Regions from separate parts of the Homo sapiens genome. Here region 1 is linked to region 2. Evidence: read pairs that join two places in POLR2A ChIA-PET (ENCODE). Cell type or tissue: A673. All regions are shown on one strand. Each heading gives the region's core, and the rest is flanking DNA. Links, peaks and the distances in the headings are about the cores only.

What was found. ChIA-PET counts read pairs that join two places held together with the same protein. Peaks named below come from ENCODE experiments on the same cell type or tissue, not always from the same donor. Only the 100,000 strongest peaks of a DNase experiment are listed, where the experiment ranks them.
Region 1: POLR2A ChIA-PET joins it to region 2 with 9 read pairs; 6 of 35 experiments call an interaction of 5 or more read pairs at or near these places.

Annotation. Positions count from the first base shown.
Region 1 is chr7:66,119,100-66,129,252 of GRCh38, reverse strand. CRCP (CGRP receptor component) reads right to left here. Exons shown (of 6, transcript NM_014478.5): 2 at 1,513-1,549. Among named protein-coding and RNA genes, the nearest start is that of CRCP, 9.3 kb to the right of the region's middle. In A673, for the core only: no CTCF peak of the experiment used is centred there; a DNase peak (open chromatin) is centred at 4,012; H3K4me3 peaks cover 892 bases; H3K27ac peaks cover 3,052 bases.
Region 2 is chr7:66,177,224-66,187,376 of GRCh38, reverse strand. No RefSeq gene overlaps it. Among named protein-coding and RNA genes, the nearest start is that of TPST1, 23 kb to the left of the region's middle. RefSeq lists a silencer at 9,275-9,438. In A673, for the core only: no CTCF peak of the experiment used is centred there; no DNase peak of the experiment used is centred there.

The DNA.
Region 1 (10,153 bases), core at 1,864-6,863, 58 kb after region 2:
CACGCCATTCTCCTGCCTGAGCCTCCCGAGCAGCTGGGATTACAGGCGCCCGCCACCTTGCCCGGCTAATTTTTTGTATTTTTAGTAGAGACGGGGTTTCACCGTGTTAGCCAGGATGTTCTTGATCTCCTGACCTCGTGATCCGCCCGCCTCGGCCTCCCAAAGTACTGGGATTACAGGCGTGAGACACCGCGCCCGGCCGCTAATTTATTTTTTTAAGAGCTGGGGGTCTTGCTAGGTTTCCCAGGCTGAGCTCTAACTCATAGCCTCAAGCAATCTTCTCTCCTTGGCCTTCCCAAGTGCTGAGATTACAGGCGTGAGACACTGCACTTAACCTACTACCTTCTAGACCTCCTGAGTCTTTCTGAGTTTAGACTCTAGCACATGGAAAATTCACAGTCAAGGTATAAATGGTTCTTTCTACACCTGGAGTGAGCCTATCAGATGGTTTTGCTAGTGCCAAATAGGAGGCAAAAATGCTGGAATATCTCCTCTCTTACCAACCTTTTTCCTTCTTTTCCTTTCTCCAGCAATCCCACCCTAAGCCCAAAAAATTCTACATTTCTTAATTTCTACTATTCAGAAAGGTGAGTCAACTAAACTCACTCTCTTTTTTTATTTTTTAAGTAGGGATGGGGTTTCACCATGTTGGCCAGGATGGTCTCAATCTCCTGACCTCGTGATCCGCTGGCCTTGGCCTTCCAAAGTGCTGGGATTATGGGCATGAGCCACTGTGCTCGGCTTAAACTCACTTTCAAAATAAGGATGTTAATACCCATAAGACTATTTGCAATGTATAAAAGCATTATAAATATATAAATATATCAAAGGTGATAATTAGGAAAAATCATAAAAATTTTAATGGGAAATTCTGCAGACAGAAACAGCCTTAAAATAGATGCTTCTATCCTATGACTACATCCCAAATGATGATTTGGAATCGTTGAGATTTAGAGAAGGTTGCCCCCTCTAAAATAGAGTCTTCCCAGCTTTCCTGAAGTACTATGTATAACGTGTCAAGCTTACACTATTCCAAGGTCCACCAGATGTTGCCATGTCTTATTTTAAAGTGGAAAATCCAAATAAATTCAGTCATTTCTTTTTTCTTTTTCTTTCTTTCTTTCTTTTTTTTTTTTTTGAGACAGAGCCTTGGTCTATTGCCCAGGCTGGAGTGCAGTGGCACATCTTAGTTCACTGCAACCTCCGCCTCCTGGGTTCAAGTGACCCTCCTGCCTCAGCTGGGATCCGAAGTAGCTGGGACTACAGGCATGTGCCACCACACCCAGCTAATTTTTGTATTTTTTAGTAGAGACTGGGTTTCACCATGTTGGCCAGGCTAGTTTTGAACTCCTGACCTCAAGTGATCCAGCCTCAGCCTCCCAAAGTGCTGGGATTACAGGCGTGAACCACTGCACCCAGCCTGAATTCAGTCATTTCTAACCAAAATCAATTTAACAATCTCAGGAGCGAAGGGCAAACTATCAGAGAGGAAAATGTAACAATCCAATTTACCTCGTAGTTACTGAGAAGCGCAGAATTGGCATCCTTCCTGAAAAAGAAAAGTAAGCTATCATCAGTCTGGGCTCACACCCCTTTCTGGGTATCAAATTCTGTAAAAGAATTCCTGTCAAGATACAGTAGTCCACTTTTTGAATTTAGGGACTACAACCTAAAATTGAAACTGAGAAATGTCCTAAGTCCAACATGGTTTAGCTAGCTGTGGGCAATTTCAGAGTAGACTTGGGAACAAAGTGCTGTCCCATCCCACAGCCATGTCCTCTCCCCATTACTATCTGCCTCCCATCAGCTATTGACATCTTGGGCTGCCACGTCCTCCTGCTGAATCAACAGAAATGGCCCACTTAACACCAATGTCACCACTGGGAATTCCAGCCATGGGCAAGTATCCTGCCAAATATCTGCCATGCTCCCAGGGTGTTCACCACCTACGTCAACTCAACAGGTACAGTCAGGGTGGCAAGCAGTGGCCAAAAGCCTGGTTCCCTGTGTAACAGTTAATCCAGGCAATATGCCATCTTTCCTGAGTGAAGAAACACAACGATGTGACATATATTAAATCACAATCGATCCACTCTACAATAGCATATCAGAAAGCATTGTTTTCAGCAGTCTGGAGGCAGTGGAGTATGACAAAGAACATAGTTTTGAAATCAGATTTGGGTTCATGTTCTAGCTCTGCCACTTATGTGCTGTGAGAATTTTAGTTAAGTTAATTACTCCTTAAGTTTTCCTTCTAAAATAAAAATGGGATGAAACTAGTATCTAAAAGTATGGCCTGGATTCTAAATCCAGCTCCTGAATTCTTTGGCCATGTGAATCTAGGCAAGTTACTTAATCTCATTATGCTTACATTTCCTATCTATGAAACGGCAACTATAGTATCAACCTTGTAAGACTGTTCACAGGGTTCACTGGAAACATGTAAAGTACTTGGAACATAGTAAGTGCTCAATAAGCACCAACATTATCACTACTACTATCTGGGCAACTACCACTACCACCAGCAACTCCTACCTCATCAAACTGTTATGATAAAATGAGACAACAAATTTTAAAAGTTTAGAATAGTTCTTGGTACTTGTATTAACATCTCCATAATGGAAGGCTATTATTTGTAAAAGATATTATCCCAGTTAATTCTCACTGAAAACCCTGTGATGTAGGAGCTATTCGTATGATTCCTACTCTGCAGAGATAAAGCACAAGACTCAGAAATTAAGTAACTTGCTCAAGGTCACACAGTAAGAAGTCTAAATAAAGTGGAAGGTAACTATGGAACTGTGGGAAATGAGACTGAACTGGATGAATGGAAACTGGTCATGCAGAATCCTTAAAAATCAGGTAGAGGGGTCTGCACTTGATTTGTAATGTGCAACAGAGACCTCTGTATGTTCTTAAACCAGGAGTGTGGCGAGATGATCCAAATGATGACCCAAGACTTCAAAAGCATGGGCCAGATAGGTGACTTCCGAGTCAATAAATAAAGCAAAACTAACAGTGGTTCACAAAGAGATAGACCTCGGCCTTAGGTCATCAGCACAGTGATGTCAGCACTATAATCAAATCAGCTCTGTGAAGCTTACCAAATGCTACCAGTGATTCAAGCTACGATTTCACAAAAGTGCTGCTTTGCCCAAATGACCACAAACACACTGAAGTCACAAAGAGTATCATATTTGAAAGGAATCTAACACAGGAAGGACAATGCATAATTAGTGCATGTGACAGAGTTCATTTAAAATTGAAAATGACAAATCAAACCACATGTCATCTTTGCCTGCTTAATCAGGAAATCTGCCCACTGGCTTCCTCCTATCTTTGCTTGAAATTGAGTTATAACTCCCTGTGCTCTCCAAAATATGAGGCATTAAAACATCCCTTCCTGGAATACTTGACTCGAGAAAAAATATGAATGTTTTTTCTCTTCAGGGCCAATGGATCCATCGCAGGTGCACTGTTACAACTTTATTTCCAAATAATGGCCCCTTCTCTGTCATTCAGAATATTCCACGTCGTGGGAAATTTGTCCTTGGCCATTCCAAGTTACTACCCCACTAAACAAGTCAATAGTGTAATGCAAGAATCCAAAGAACACCCTCTGCCTCTTCTAGAACGAATATAAAGGAGGAAAACCCTCTTTCACATAAGTTTTAATGAATCTGTGTTTTGGGATCAAGAGAACCAATTGATGTTTACACAGGTACTCTGTGTAACAGACTCTGGCTGACAGAAGCTGATTTATTCATTGATTTTATCAGGAAGATAAATTTTTTTAAAACCCAGCTAAATATTCACAGAATAAATGCCAATCAATGTATGCTAGGCCTTTCCTTATTTAATAAAATGTCAAGAGGTACTTTATCTACCTTTTATGAAGTCCTAAACGAGCTGTATGTATTGGGGAATTTTTTTAAAGGCAGTTTTTATCTTTGAGAAGTTACTGTAACCACCACTAAACGACAGGTTGTTGGCAACAGGATATGGTGAAACCAGACAGACATCAACTTAATCAAGTTATCCAATTTCACAGCACCAATGATGTGACGCATGAGAAAGACACATCCCTCAGAGCAATCCAGCCCCAAGATGTTTAATTCAAATCTATCCATGAGGATATAATCAGAGAATTCCAAATTGAGGAACAGTCTTCAAAACAACTGGGTTAAATTTAGACTCTTCAAATATCAATGTCATCTGTCACAGTGCCAATGTCACAAAAAGAAGCTAAGGAAACTTCCAGAGGAAAGGAAATTAAAGAAACATGACAACTAAATGCAATGTGTAGTTCTTCACTGGATCCTGAATTGGGAGGAAAAAGAACACTATTATGGCAACTGAAGAAATGTGAGTTTACATTGTATCTTAATAATAGTAGATTATCATCGCTAAGTTTCCTGAGTGTGATAAGGCGACTGTAGCTACATAGAATGCCCTTTTTCAAGAAGGGGTGAAATGATCTGCTATCTACAACTCTCTAATGGTTCAGTAAAGTAAGTGTGTGCACCTGTGTATGGAGAGAAAGCTCATGCCTGTGCAAAAGAAATAAGGGAATGCCAGGCATTGTGGCTCACACCTGTCATCCCAGCTACTCCGGGCTGAGACAGGAGGATCACTTCGTCCCGGAGTTTGAATCCAGCCTGGGCTCAAGTGTCTCTAATCAAAAACAAGAAAGGAAGAAAGAAAGGAAGGAAGGAAGGGAAGGAGGGAGGAAGGAAGGAAGGGAGGGAGGGAGGGAGGAGGGAGGGAAAAGAAAAAAGAAAAGAGAAAAAGGAAAAGGCAGCAAATATCAGAATCAAAATGTTAACAAGTGGTGACTCTAGGTAACGCGTATACAGGTATTTGTGGCATTCTTTTTATTTTTAGTTTTTTTTTGAGAAGGAGTCTCGCTCTGTCTCCCAGGCTGGAGTGCAATGGTGCGATCTCGGCTCGCTGCAAGCTCCGCCTCCCAGGTTCATGCCATTCTCCTGCCTCAGCCTCCCAAGCAGCTGGGACTACAGGCACCCGCCATCAGCCCGGCTAATTTTTTGTATTTTTGGTAGAGACGGGGTTTCACTGTGTTAGCCAGGATGGTCTCGATCTCCTGACCTCGTGATCCGCCCGCCTCGGCCTCCCAAAGTGCTGGGATTACAGGAGTGAGCCACTGGGCATGGCTTTTTTTTTTTTTTTTTTTTTTTTTTTTTTTTTTTTGAGACGGAGTCTCACTCTGTCACCCAGGCTGGAGTGCAGTGGCGCGATCTCGGCTCACTGCAAGCTCCGCCTCCCGGGTTCACGCCATTCTCCTGCCTCAGCCTCTGGAGTAGCTGGGACTACAGGCGCCAGCCACCACGCCCGGCTCATTTTTTTAGTACAGACGGGATTTCACCATGTTAGCCAGGATGGTCTCGATCTCCTGACCTTATGATCCGCCCGCCTCGGCCTCCCAAAGTGCTGGGATTACAGGCCTCAGCCACTGCGCCCGGCCCCCCCACCTTTTTTTTTTTTTGAGACAAGAGTTTCGCTCTTGTTGCCCAGGCTGGAGTGCAATGGCATGATCTCAGCTCACCATAACCTCCACTTCCCGAGTTCAAGCGATTCTCCTGCCTCAGCCTCCCAAGTAGCTGGTATTACAGGCATGAGCCACCACACCTGGCTAATTTTGTATTTTTAGTAGAGACGGGGTTTCTCCATGTTGGTCAGGCTGGTCTCAAACTCCTGACCTCAGGTGATCTGACCGCTTTGCCCTCCCAAAGTACTGGGATTACAGGCGTGAGCCACCATACCAGGCATCTAAAAGTTTTTTAGAGCTATTAGAACTTAATAGACACATCTAGCAATTATAAACGTAGAAGCTGTTGATCTCTACAAAGCAGGAACTGTCTGCTCTACAGCTAACACTTTAGTATTATGTAATATATTCACATGCAATCAGACTTCTAGAAACTGCTTACCTATACAAAACTTCATATTCTCCTGTAGGACTTAGAATAGTACTCATTTTACGCCAGGCGCAGTGGCTCACACCTGTAATCCCGGCACTTTGGGAGGCCAAGTCGGGCGCATCACGAGATCAGGAGATCAAGACCATCCTGGCTAACACGGTGAAACCCCGTCTCTACTAAAAATACAAAAAATTAGCCGGGCGTAGTGGCGGGCGCCTGTAATCCCAGCTACTCAGGAGGCTGAGGCAGGAGAATGGCGTGAACCCGGGAGGCGGAGCTTACAGTGTGCCGAGATGGGGCTACTGCACTCCAGCCTGGGCGACAGAGCGAGACTCCATCTCAAAAAAAAAAAAAAAAAGAAAGAAAGAAAGAATAGTACTCATTTTATTGACATGTGTTTAAAGCAAATACTCTAAGTGCATTTTAAAGACTGTCTAGAAAAAAGTCCAGGGACTTGTGCACACAGAGGAGAGACCATGTGAGAACATATCAAGAAGTTTGCAATCTGCAAGCTCAGGCAAGAGGCCTCAAAAGAAACCAAACCTGCTACACCTTGATCCAGTCTCCCGAACTGTCAGAAAACAAGTGTTTGCTGTCTAAGCCACCCAGTGTCTGGTGCTTTCTAAAAGCAGCCTGGCAAATTAACATAGCAATGCTTGAGTAAAAAAAAAAACAAAACAACTGTCTAAATCTATACTACAGGCAGGCAGTTACTTAATTTCCTTAAGTAATGAATTAGATGACTGAAGCTGACTTTCCATTTGACACTTCTTGTAAAATTTGCTTAAAATGGTGAGTCAAGTGGATGTAAACAACTACTTGAGGAAACTGAATTCCAAATAAACAGAACAAAATGATCTCTTGGTGGACTTTCCTTAGAAGCAAACACATACACAAATGGCACATGCAAACAGTGCCTTTTTTTTTTTTTTTTTTTTTGAGACGGAGTCTTGCTCTGTCGCCCAGGCTGGAGTGCAGTGGCGCGATCTCAGCTCACCGCAAACTCCGCCACCCGGGTTCATGCCATTCTCCTGCCTCAGCCTCCCAAGTAGCTGGGACTACGGGCACCCACCACCACGCCCGGCTAATTTTTTGTATTTTTAGTAGAGATGGGGTTTCACTGTGTTAGCCAGGATGGTCTTGATCTCCTGACCTTGTGATCCACCCACCTCGGCCTCCCAAAGTGCTGGGATTACAGGCGTGAGCCACTGTGCCCGGCCAAACAGTGCCTATTAATTGCCACACAGTCAACTCTTACACAGGCAATGACGAAAATAATTGCTCAAATTCTCCTATGCCCAACCTATGCTATCAAGTCATGCTCTGAAAACCTAAACTCTGGTACAAGCAAACGGAGCAGCTTCTGAAGTCAATGAACAACTTAACTTGTAGCATTCTCTTGGGAGCTAGCAAATGAGTATCCTCTTTCCAGTCCTGTTACTGAGTTGTTATAGTACCTATTACCCACCTTTTCTAAATATGAGTATTTCCAGCTGTAAAAGGAAAGAAATCCTGACACTACCTCAAAAAGATGGTACAGAGGATAATGTCTATTTTCCCAATTATATATATTACGTTCAAGAATAAAAGAGTGGATACAAACTTTTCCAGCCATATAAATGATCATTTATAGACAAAGCCAAATAGCAAATACCTTATAGATAGAAATACCTAATTTTGCTATATAAATATTTTGCATGGTGGCGCATGCCTGTAGTCCCAGCTAGTCAGGAGGCTGAGGCAGAAGAATCGCTCGAATCCAGGAAGTGGAGATTGCAGTGAGCTGAGATTGCACCACTGCACTCTAGCCTAGGTGATGGAGTGAGACTCCATCTCAAAAAAAAAAAAAAATTGTATGCTTTTACTTGACGAAAATACATTTCCAAGTAATGGTCAAGAAATTTTTATTTTTAAATTGTCAATCAAATAAAGCATAAATATTCCTCCCCTTAAATAAATTTCTGGGCCAGCGCGGTGGCTCATGCCTGTAATCCCAGCACTTTCGGAGGCCGAGGCGGTAGAATCACCTGAGCTCAGGAGTTCAAGACCAGCCTGGCCAACATGATGAAACCCCATCTCTACTGAAAATACAAAAATTAGCCAGGCAGCTACCCAGTAGGCTCAGGCAGGAGGACTGCTTGAACTCGGGAGGCGGAGGTTGCAGTCAGCCGAGATTGCGCCATTGCACTCCAGCCTGGGTGACAAGAGCGAAACTCCATCTCAAAAAAAAAAGAAGAAATTTCAGGTATTATTATTATTATTATTATTATTATTATTATGTATTAGTTACTTAGTAGGTATTTCCTCAATCAGAATTTTAAAAAGTAGCAAAAACTTAGGGGAGCTGTTCATTGTGCCTCCTCACTTCAGGTTCTGGGAGTGTCTGATAGAGGTACAATATACAGGCATCCCCTGGTATTCACTGGAGATTGGTCCCAGGACCCCCACATATACTAAAATCCAAACATGCTTGTGTCCCAGAGAGCCTTGCAGAACCAGCAGCTAGGAAGCCAGCTCTCCACATACGTGGGTATATTCTCATCCCTCAAATACTATATTTTCATTCTCTGTGTTTGGTTGCAGATGTGGAACCTGCAGATATGGAGGGCCAACTGCATTTATTTTTTAAAATCTGCGTATAAGGAGATCCATGAAGTTCAAGCTCGTGTTGTTCAAGGGTCAACTGTATCTGCAACTCAAGGTTCTGCTAAAGATCCTAAGGAGCAGACTTCCAAAGGTCACGCCTCCTGTTGAAGACCAGGTGAGGACCAGAAGTTAGGCTTCCAGACCTTTCCACTCCAGGGCCCTTCCACTCCCAAATCACATGTCTATCTCAGGAAACCTCATTTTCCCATGAATTACTGGCTGCAAAATTCTTGATTGGTTACAGGAAGTCACTGACTACTTGGCAGAAGGGGACAGGCTGTTACAAGAACAAAACCCCGTGATTCAAACCATTTCACTTAGGAAAATCAGAAAATATACACGCCTAGCAACTAGGATGCTAGCTAATGAATTTATACAGTCGGCTTTCCTTAGCCTCAGGTTCCACATCCTTAGATTCAACCAACCTCAAATGAAAAACATGCAAAAAACATTTTTTTTTCTTTTTCTTTTTTTCTTTTTTTTTGAGACGGGGTCTCGCTCTATCGCCCAGGCTGGAGTGCAGTGGTGCGATCTTGGCTCACTGCAAGCTCCACCTCCCGGGTTCACGCCATTCTCCTGCCTCAGCCTCCCGATAGTAGCTGGGACTACGGGCGCCCGCCACAGCGCCCAGCTAATTTTTTCTATTTTTAGTAGAGAAGGGGTTTCACTGTGTTAGCCAGGATGGTCTCGATCTCCTGACCTCATGATCCGCCCCACTCAGCCTCCCAAAGTGCTGGGATTACAGGCATGAGCACCGGGCTGCAAAAAAAAATTTTAAGAAAATGCTACATTGTTGCTGACATGTACTATGTAGTTAGGCCTAGGATGGCTGCCTCTACACTGAACATGGATAGACTGCTTTTTGTCATTATTCCCTAAACAACACAGTACAACTACTATTTACACAGCCTTTACATTGCATCAGATATGACAAGTTGGTTGATAATCAAACAGTTTTTCCTCTGCTCTCACTCGACAACAATCAATACAGAAGACTTCTGTGACCAGATGTGTGGGGTTTTCTCTCTACCAATAAACAAGCAATCAATTCTGCAGCCAACACCAGCTGGGTACCCTCCAATCCAATTCATTTCAGACACTATCTGAAAACAGTGTGAGATTCCACAGGCTGAGGGCTCAGTCCCAGAAGACTGCCCCTACTTCAGACAGCAGTCACACAAGTCAGGGCCTCCAGAACTTCTCAACGGCGGGCTTCAAGCTGCAGTTCCCAAGACCTCCTCTTTAGGCTTCATTAATTTGCTAGAATGGCTCACAAAACACCTACTTAGGTTTACTGGTTTATTTAAAGGATATTACCAAGCATACAGATGAAGTGGTGCACAGGGTGAGGGATAGAGAGGGGGCGCAGAGCTCTATGCCCTCCCCAGGCATACCACCCTCCAGAAACTTCCACCTGTTAGACTATCCAGAAGTTCTCTTGGGCGTTTTGTAGAGATTTCATTAGAGAGATGATTGAAGCATGGCCAACCTCACAGTAATTGACTGGACAGAGAGTGTGATCTAATACTAAGACTGAGTGCAGACACCCAGCAAGGCCCATCCAGATT
Region 2 (10,153 bases), core at 2,086-7,085:
ATCTGAGGCCTAGACTCATGCTGTTTGAGGAAAGTCCATGGAGATTCTAACGCAAGGCTTGAACTGAGGGCCAGTGCAAAAGAACATGGCGAGAATATGGCCAGCCCACGACCTTGATTTCTTTTTCTTTTCCTGTTAAAAATGTCAGTTTCACTGGAATCATCAAAAAATCACATTCTAGAAAATGTGCTAAGCCAGCATTTCTCACTTTAATGAGCATACACATCATATCTTGTTAAAATGCAGATTCTGGCCAGGCGTGGTGGCTCACACCTGTAATCCCAGCACTCTGGGAAGCCAAGGAGGTGGATCACTTGAGGTCAGGAGTTCAAGAACAGCCTGGCCAACATGGTGAAACCCCATCTCTACTAATAATACAAAAATTAGGCCGGGTGTGGTGGCTCACACCTGTAATCCCAGCACTTTGGGAGGCTGAGGCGGGCTGATCACAAGGTAAGGAGTTTGAGACCAGCCTGGCCAACATGGTGAAACCCCATCTCTACTAAAAACACAAAAAAACAAAAATTAGCCGGGTGTGGTGGCTGGCACCTGTAATCCTAGCTACTCAGGAGGCTGAGGCAGGAGAATTGCTTGAAACTGGAAGTTGGAGGTTGTGGTGAGCTGAGATCAAGACACTGCACTCCAGCCTGGGCGACAGTGCAAGACTCTGTCTCAAAAAAAAAAAGGCCAGGCATGGTGGCTCACGCCTGTAATCCCAGCACTTTGGGAAGCCGAGGCTGGCAGATCATGAGGTCAGGAGATCCAGACCATCCTGGTTAACACGGTGAAACTCCGTCTCTACTAAAAATACAAAAAATTAGCTGGGCGTGGTGGCGGGCACCTGTAGTCCTAGCTACTCGGGAGGCTGAGGCAGGAGAATGGTGTGAATCCAGGAGGCGGAGCTTGCAGTGAGCTGAGATCACACCACTGCACTCCAGCCTGGGCAACAGAGCAAGACTCCGTCTCAAAAAAAAAAATTACCTGGGCACAGTGGCCCATGCATGTAATCCTAGCTACTCGGGAGGCTGACTGAGGCAGGAGAATCACTTGAACCTGGGAGGCAGAGGTTGCAGTGAGCCGAGATCATGCAGAGTGGCAGGGTGACAGAGTGAGACTCCATCCAAAAAATAAAATAAAATAAAATAAAATGCAGATTCTGATTCAGCAGGGCTGGGGTGGGGCCTGACAATTTACCTTAAGTTCTCAGATGATGATTGTGCTGTTGGACCATGGTCCATACTTTGAGTAGCAAGGGGGCTACATCAGTGTGTTACTGAAACCCCAGGGATTCAGTCTGGGTCCTGCCGCTCGCTGCACAGAAAGCCAACCATTGAGACGATGATTCTTGCCAAAGAAGAAGGCTTTAATTGGGTGCTGCAGGCCAGGAGAGGGGAGACAAGTCTCAAATCCATCTCCCTGACAGACTAAAATTAGGGGCTTAAACAGCAGGGAAGAAATGTAACTACCTCTGAGAAAAGAGGAACTCGGGAGGGGGTAAGGAAGCAATCATGATGAATGAGGGGCCTGGAGTCTCATTGTCTGGGTGCGATGGTCTGGTGAGTTTCAAGTCTTTGATACTTTTTTTTTTTTTTTTTTGAGATGGAGTCTCTGTCGCCCAGGCTGGAGTGCAGTGGGGCGATCTCAGCTCACTGCAAGCTCTGCCTCCCAGGATTACGCCATTCTCCTGCCTCAGCCTCCAGAGTAGCTGAGACTATAGGTGCCCGCCACCACGCCTGGCTAATTTTTTTGTATTTTTTTAGTAGAGACAGGGTTTCACCGTGTTAGCCAGGATGGTCTCGACCTCCTGACCTCGTGATCCGCCTGCCTCGGCCTCCCAAAGTGCTGGGATTACAGGTGTGAACCACCATGCCTGGCTGTCTTTGATACTTTTTGAGAGACTTGGGTGTCCTTTATTGAGGAAGGAATTCAGATAAAACAGATGTAAGTTTTAAGCTTTAAGATTGGAGGGGTTAGCCAGGTGCAGTGGCTCATGCCTGTAATCCCAGCACTTTGGGAGATCAAGGCAGGTGGATCACTTGAGGCCAAGAGTTCAAGACCAGCCTGGGCAACAAGTGAGACCCCCCCCACCCCATCTCTTAAAAAAAATTTTAGCTGAATGTGGTGGTGTGTGCCTGTAGTCCCAGCTACCTGGGGGACTGAGATAGGAGGATCACCTGAATCTGGAAGGTCGAGGCTGCAGTGAGCTGTGATCACGCCATTGTACTCCAGCCTGGGCAACAGAGTGAGACCCTGTCTCAAAAACAAACAAACAAAAACAAAAAAAGAAAAAATCCCACCCAGAAGGGCTTTGCTATTTGGAGGTGCACATAGATCTCAACAGAGAGAAGCTGAAGGTTATCACTAGTTTCCTAGAGGGCTGCGGAAGGACTTAAGGGGTGAGACAGAATGGAAAGGTATTTGCTTTCATCAATGAGACTGAAGGTAATAGACACCCAGTGACTGAAGGGAGGAGAGCCTCAGAAAACTCACCAACACACCAAAATACCAAAGAGCTGGCAGCGTTAAACATCCAACAAATTTGACACCAGCTCACAACAGTCACACTCAAACAAGACCTTTTCTGTTCCACTTTTTTTTCTCTTCCCTTCCTGTACTCCAATCCCAAGAGATCAGAAGTCAGCCACGCACAGCCCCTTTCTTTAAAGTCAGGCTTCAGGCTTCCCAGCTGTGTTCCAGAGCAATCTGTTTTTTTTGGGGGGGCGGTTTTTTGTTTTGTTTTGAGACAGAGTCTCGCTCTTTATTGACCAGGCTGGAGTGCAGTGGTGTCATCATAGCTCACTGCAGCATTGAACTCCTGGGGTCACATGATGCTGCCAACCTAAGCCTCCCAAGTAACTAGAATTACAGGCACATGCCATCATACCAGACTAATTTAAAAAAAAGTTTGGGGGCTGGGCATGTTGGCTCATACCTGTAATCCCAGCACTTTGGGAGGCCAAGACTGGCAGATCACTTGAGGTCAGGAGTTCGAGACCAGCCTGGCCAACATGATGAAGCCCTGTCTCTACTAAAAACACAAAAATTAGCTGGGCGTGGTGGCAGGTGCCTGTAATCCCAGCTACTCAGAAGGCTGAGGCGGGAGAATCACTTGAACCCAGGTGGCAGAGTTTGCAGTGAGCCGAGATTGTGCCATTGCACTCCAGCCTGGGCAACAAGAGTGAAACTCTATCTCAAAAAAAAAATTATTTTTGATAGAGACAAGGTCTCGCTATGTTGCCTGGCTGCTCTCAAACTTCTGGCCTCAAGTGATCCTCCCGCCTCAGCCTTGGAAAGTGCTAGGATTACAGGTGTGACCCATCATGCCCGGCCCCAGATCAATCTTTACTATGTCTGAGAAACCTCTTATCTCTTCTGCCTCCCCACCAGACTTTCAAGGCCTTGTTGAAGCACTCCTGGCTTAACTGGTGATCTCATATGCATTCCCTAATGAATCACTTGCACACTAATCTCTAACTCAAGTTTGGCTTCCTGGGAAACCCAACCCATGGCAAAGTAAATCTTAGTGCTGCTTTTGGAGAATGTTCTCAGGGAAGGCAATGACTTGCCCTTCTATACACCACACCCCCACCAAGCTATGCTTCTGACCAGTGTGGACAATCAATCAACAACTGTAGGGGTCCCCCATGGCACAGCCATGGTCAGGTACAGTTTAGCGAAATCATCTAAAAATGATCAGGATTGAATTTCTCACCAGCTCAATCCTGAGTACTCAGAATCTAAATTAAATTGATTTAAGGTCCATAAACATACTTGAGGCCAAGTATAGTGGCTCACACCAGTAATCCCAGAACTTTGGAAGGTAACAGGCAGATCACTTGAGGTCTGGATTTGGAAACCAGCCTGGCCAACATGGTGAAACCCTGTCTCTACTAAAACTACAAAAGCTAGCCAGGCTTGGTGGTGGGTGCCTGTAATCCCAGCCACTGGGGAGGCTGAGGCAGGAGAATCACTTGAACCTGGGAGGCAGAGGTTGCAGTGAGCCAAGACTGCGCCACTGCACTCCAGCCTGGGCAACAGAGTGAGGCTGTGTCTCAAAAATTAAAATAAAAAGATGCAAAAATTAGCTGGGTGTGGTGGCAGGCACCTGTAATTCCAGCTACTGAGGAAGCTGAGGCAGGAGAATCTCTTGAACCTGGGAAGCGGAAGTTGCAGTGAGCTGAGATTGCGCCACTGCACTCCAGCCTGGGCAACAGAGAGACACTGTGTCTCAAATAAATACACATACTTGAGGTAGATTCTTATAGTGAAGGCCTCTTGTGTTCACATCCTCCTGTATTCCAGCCTTGTGTAATACCCTCCCCTGCGGACTCTGGGCTTGGTCATTCGGTCTTGCATTGGTCAATGGAAACTTAGCAATTGTGAAGCCAGGAGAGGCTTGAAAAGGGCTTGCACTTTGGGGCACGTTCTCTTGCCGCTCTTTAGAGCTGCAAAAATGCCATGAGAGGCCTGGCGCGGTGGCTCACGCCTGTAATCCCAGCACTTTGGGAAGCCGAGACGGGTGGATCACAAGGTCAGGAGATCGAGACCATCCTGGCTAACACGGTGAAACCCCGTCTCTACTAAAAATACAAAAAATTAGCCAGGCATGGTGGCGGGCGCCTGTAGTCCCAGCTACTCAGGAGGCTGAGGCAGGAGAATGGCGTGAACCTGGGAGGCGGAGCTTGCAGTGAGCCAAGATAGCACCACTGCACTCCAGCCTGGGCGACGAGTGAGACTCCATCTCAAAAAAAAAAAAAAAAAATGCCATGAGAAGAAGCCTGGGCCAGCCCTTTTGGGAGATGAGAGACCACCTGGAACAGAGATGAACTGTCCCAGTTGAGGACCCCTTAGAACCATCAGCCTGCCAGCTACCAGATGTGAGTGAGACAGTCCCTGACTATTCAGAGCCAGCCATAAAACATTTAGACTCATAAAACAAGGGAAAAAACAAATGTTTATTGTCTCAAGCCACTCGATTTGGAGTGGTTTATTTTATTTTCACTTATATAAAACTCTTGTGACCTATTTTTTGCACTTGGTTTTCTTAAGAATCTTTCTTTTTCTTTTTTTCAGAGGCAGGGTCTTACTCTGTCACCCAGACTGGAGTACAGTGGCACAATCACAGCACTCAACTGTCTCCACCTCCTGAGAGCTCAAACAATCCTCCTGCTTCAGCCTCCTGGGTAGCTGAGACTCTATGGGTGTGCGACACCACGCCTGGCTATTTTTTATTTTTTTGTAGAGATGTGGTCTCACTATGTTGCCTAGGCTGGTCTCTAAATCCTGGCCTCAAGTGATCCTCCTGCCTGAGCCTCCTGAGTAGCTGGAACTACAGGTGTGAGCCACCATGCCTGGCCTAGCTTGAATAGTTTTGCTCCCTCAGAAGTGAGCTGTATTGCTGGAATGTTAAATGTGGCCTGGGAAAGAAAGCACACTTAGCCAAGGCTGGGCACAGTGGCTCACACCTGTAATCCCAGCACTTTAGGAGGCTGAAGCAGCCAGATCACTTGAGGTCAGGAGTTTGAGACCAGCCTGGCTAACATGGTGAAACCCTGTCTCTACTAAAAATACAAAAATTAGCCAGGCATGATGGTGCATGCCAGTAATCCTAGCTACCTGGGTGGCTGAGGCAGGAGAATTGCACGAACCCAGGAGGTAGAGGGTTGCAGTGAGCCAAGATCACACCACTGCACTCCAGCCTGGGCAATAGAGACAGAGTGAGACTCTGTCTTCAAAACAAACAAACAAACAAACAAACAAAGCATACTTAGGCAAGTTAGAGAGTTTCCACCAGGACATTTCCTCTCCTTACAAGTAAGCAGATGACAAACTTTACCAGTACAATGGCTAAGATGACTATTTGCCTTTGGCTTTCTGTGTTAACTACATAAGTTCTGTTTACAAAGGCAAAGCTATTTATCTTTTTATTTGGGAGTTATTCCAATGTTATTAAACTTAGGAAGTTCTTTTCCATCATAACATTTGATACATATTTTCCAGCTGGGTGTGGGTGACTCATGTCTGTAATCCCAGAATTTTGGGAGGCCCAGGCAGGAGGATCATCTGAGGCCAGAAGTTCAAGACCAGCCTGGGTAGTATAGTGAGATCTCATCTCTAAAAAATAAGTTTAAAAAATCAGCCAGGTGGCCGGGCGACTCTGGGAGGGCGAGGTGGGTGGATCACAAGGTCAGGAGTTCAAGAACAGCCTGGCCAAGATGGTAAAACCCCATCTCTACTAAAAATACAAAAATTAGCCGGGTGTGGTGGTGCACATCTGTAATCCCAGCTATTCGAGAGGCTGAAGCAGAAGGATCACTTGAACCCAGGAGGCAGAGGTTGCAGTGAGCCAAGATCGTGCCACTGCAATCCAGCCTGGGCGACAGAGCAATAGTCCATCTCAAAAGAAAAAAAAAATCAGCAAGTTGTAGGCTCGGTGTAATGGCTCACACCTGTAATCCCAGCACTTTGGGAGGCCGAGGTGGGCAGACCACTTGAGGTCAGGAGTTCAAGAGCAGCCTGGCCAACCTGGCAAAATCTGGTCTCTACCAAAAATACAATAATTAGCCAGATGTGGTGGTATGCACCAGTAATCCCAGCCACTCAGGAGGCTGAGCATGAGAATCGCTTGAACCTGTGAGGTGGAGGTTGTAGTAAGCTAAGATTGCACCACTGCACTCCAGCCTGGGTGACAGAAGGAGACTCAGTCTCAAAAAAAGAAAAAAAGTAGCCAGGTGCAGGGGCAGGTGCCTGTACTCCCAGCTATTGGAGAGGCTGAGGAGGGAGAATTGCTTGAACCCAGGAGGTTAAGTCTGCAGTGAGCTATGATTGTGCCACTGCACTCCAGCCTGGGTGACAGAGCAAGACTCTGTCTCTAAATAAATAAATAAATAAATACTTTCTCTCTAGTATTTTAATGGATTAACAAATCAGTTTAACTCTTTAATGCATTTGTTATTAACTTGGATGTAAAGTGTGAGTGTTTACATAAGTCCATTTTCTCCCGAGACTTATATATATATGTGTATATGTATATATACCTCAATGATTTATCTATTCTCATTCTGGTGTTACACATGATTACAGTTTTACAACGTATTTTTCCACATAAGAGGAAGAATCTCTGTTATTACTCTTTATTTTTTGAGACAGAGTTTTGCTCTTGTTGCACAGGCTGGAGTGCAATGGCATGATCTCGGCTCACTGCAACCTCCACCTCCCGGATTTAAGCGATTCTCCTGCCTCAGCCTCCCGAGTAGCTGGGATTAGATTACAGGCATGCGCCACTACGGCCGGCTAATTTTGTATTTTTAATAGAGATGGGGTTTCTTAATGTTGGTCAGGCTGTTCTCCAGCTCTTTTTTTTTTGTTGTTGTTCTCCAACTCTTGACCTCAGGTGGTCTGCCCGCCTTGGCCTTCCAAAGTGCTGGGATTACAGGGATGAGCCACTGCACCCGGCTTATTACTTTTTTTTTTTTTTTTGAGGAGTCTCACTCTGTCATCCAGGCTGGAGTGCAGTGGCGCGATCTCTGCTCACTGCAAGCTCTACCTCCCAGGTTCACGCCATTCTCCTGCCTCAACCTTCCGAGTAGCTGGGACTACAGGTGCCCGCCACCACGCCTGGCTAATTTTTTGTATTTTTAGTAGAGATGGGGTTTCACTGTGTTAGCCAGGAAGGTCTCGATCTCCTGACCTCGTGATCCACCTGCCTCAGCCTCCCAAAATGCTGGGATTACAGGCGTGAGCCACCACACCCGGCCTACTCACTCTTATTCTTCACAGATTTCTCAGTGGTTATTTTGTCTATTCTTTTGTTTGTTTGTTTTTGAGACCGGGTCTCTGTGTCACCCTGGAGTGCAGTGGCACCATCTTGGCTCACTACAGCCTCAACCTCTCAGGCCCAATCAATTCTCCCACTTCAGCCTCCCAAATAGCTGGGACTACAGGTATATGCCTCCACACCTGGCTATTTTTTGCTTTTTTTATTTTAATTTTTATTTTTTTAGAGACGGGGTTCTTGCTATGTCATCCAGGCTGGTCTCGAACTCCTGGGCTCAAGCAATCCACCCATCTTGGCCTCCAAAGTGCTGGGATTACAGGCGTAAAGCACCATGCCCAGTCATTATGTTTATAACTGTGTTGTGGATATTTGTCATGTTTGTGAGCTGACTTTTTTTTTTTTTCAGACAGTCTCACTCTGTCACCTAGGCTGGAGTGCAGTGGCATGATCTCAGCTCACTGCAACCTCTGCCTCCCGGGTTCAAGCAATTCTCCCTGCCTCAGCCTCCCAAGTAGCTGGGATTACAGGCATGTGCCAACACACCCAGCTAATTTTTGTATTTTTTGTAGAGATGGGGTTTCTCCATGTTGGCCAGGCTGGTCTCGAACTCCTGACCTCAGGTGATCTGCTCGTCTCCACCCCACAAAGTGCTGCGATTACAGGCGTGAGTCACTGTGCCCATTTGAGAAAAGGAATCACTAGCTATGGTAGCCACAGCCTTACAGAATGTATTTCTTTTTTTTTTTTTTTTTGAGACGGAGTTTTGCTTTTTCACCCAGGCTAGAGTGAAGTGGCACGATCTTGACTCACTGCAATCTTTACTCCCCAGCTTCCAGTGATTCTCCTGCCTCAGACTTCCCAGTAGCTGGGATTACAGGCGTGCGTCACCACGCCTGGCTAATTTCTGTATTTTTAGTAGAGACAGGATTTCACCATGTTGGCCAGGCTAGTCTCAAACTCCTGACCTCAGGTGATCCACCTGCCTCAGCATCCCAAAGTGCTGGGATTACAGGCATGAGCCACTGTGCCCGGTCTTGTGAGCTATTTTGAAGAATTTTCTGCCTTATGAGTCTTGCCACTACCCCATCCCCCAAGTTAGAAGCCAGGAAGCATGATTCTCCAGCCTCCCTTGCAGCTAAGGAATGGTCATGTGACTTAGGCTAGGTCATGTGACTGAGGCTCCACTAATCCAACATACTGTTGTGATACTTTAGAAATAAACATGAGCCAGGCATGGTGGTGCAACCTGTAATCCCATCACTTTGGGAAGCATAGGTGAGAGGATCGCTGGAGCCCAGAAGTTCAAGGCTGCAGTGAGCTATGATCATGCTACTGCACCCTAGCCTGGGCAACACAGTAAGACCCTGGTCTCTTTTTTTTTTTTTTTTTTGAGATGGGGTCTTGCTCTGTCTCCCAGGCTGAAGTGCAGTGGTGTGATCTTGGCCTACTGCAAGCTCCGTCTCCCGGGTTCATGCCATTCTCCTGCCTCAGCCTCCCAAGTAGCTGGGACTACAGGCACCCACCACCACGCCCGGCCAATTTTTTGTATTTTTAGTAGAGACGGGGTTTCACCATGTTAACCAGGATGATCTTGATCTCCTGATCTCGTGATCCACCCGTCTTGGCCTCTTAAAGTGCTGGGATTACAGGCCTCAGCCACCACACCCAGTCCCAGACCCTGGTCTCTTAAAAAAAAAAAAAAATGGCCAGCCACAGTGGCTCACGCCTGTAATCCCAGCACTTTGGGAGGCCAAGGCAGGTGGATCACGAGGTCAGGAGATCAAGACCATCCTGGCTAACACGGTGAAACTCCGTCTCTACTAAAAATAGAAAAAATTAGCTGGGTGTGGTGGTGGATGCCTGTAGTCCCAGTTACTCAGGAGGCTGAGGCAGGAGAATGGCATGAACCCGGGAGACAGAGCTTGCAGTGAGCCCAGATTGCGCCACTGCACTTCAGCCTGGGCAACAGAGCGAGACTCCGTCTCAGAAAAAAAAAAAAAAAAAGAGGCCAGGCACGGTGGCTCACGCCTGTAATCCCAGCACTTTGGGAGTCCGAAGCGGGCAGATCATGAGGTCAAGAGATCAAGACCATCCTGGCCAACATGGTGAAACCCTTTCTCTACTAAAAGTACAAAAATTAGCTGGGCATTGTGGCACATGCCTGTCTGTAGTCCCAGCTACCTGGGAGGCTGAGGCAGGAGAATTGCTTGAACCTGGAAGGCGGAGGTTGTAGTGAGGCAAGATTGTGCCTCTGCACTCCAATCTGGCAACACAGTGAGACTCTGTCTCAAAAAAAAAAAAAAAAAGAATTAATTAAATAAACAACATGAAAAAGCAGGCTCTATGTGGAGTCCATCCATCTGCTGGTGAGGATGA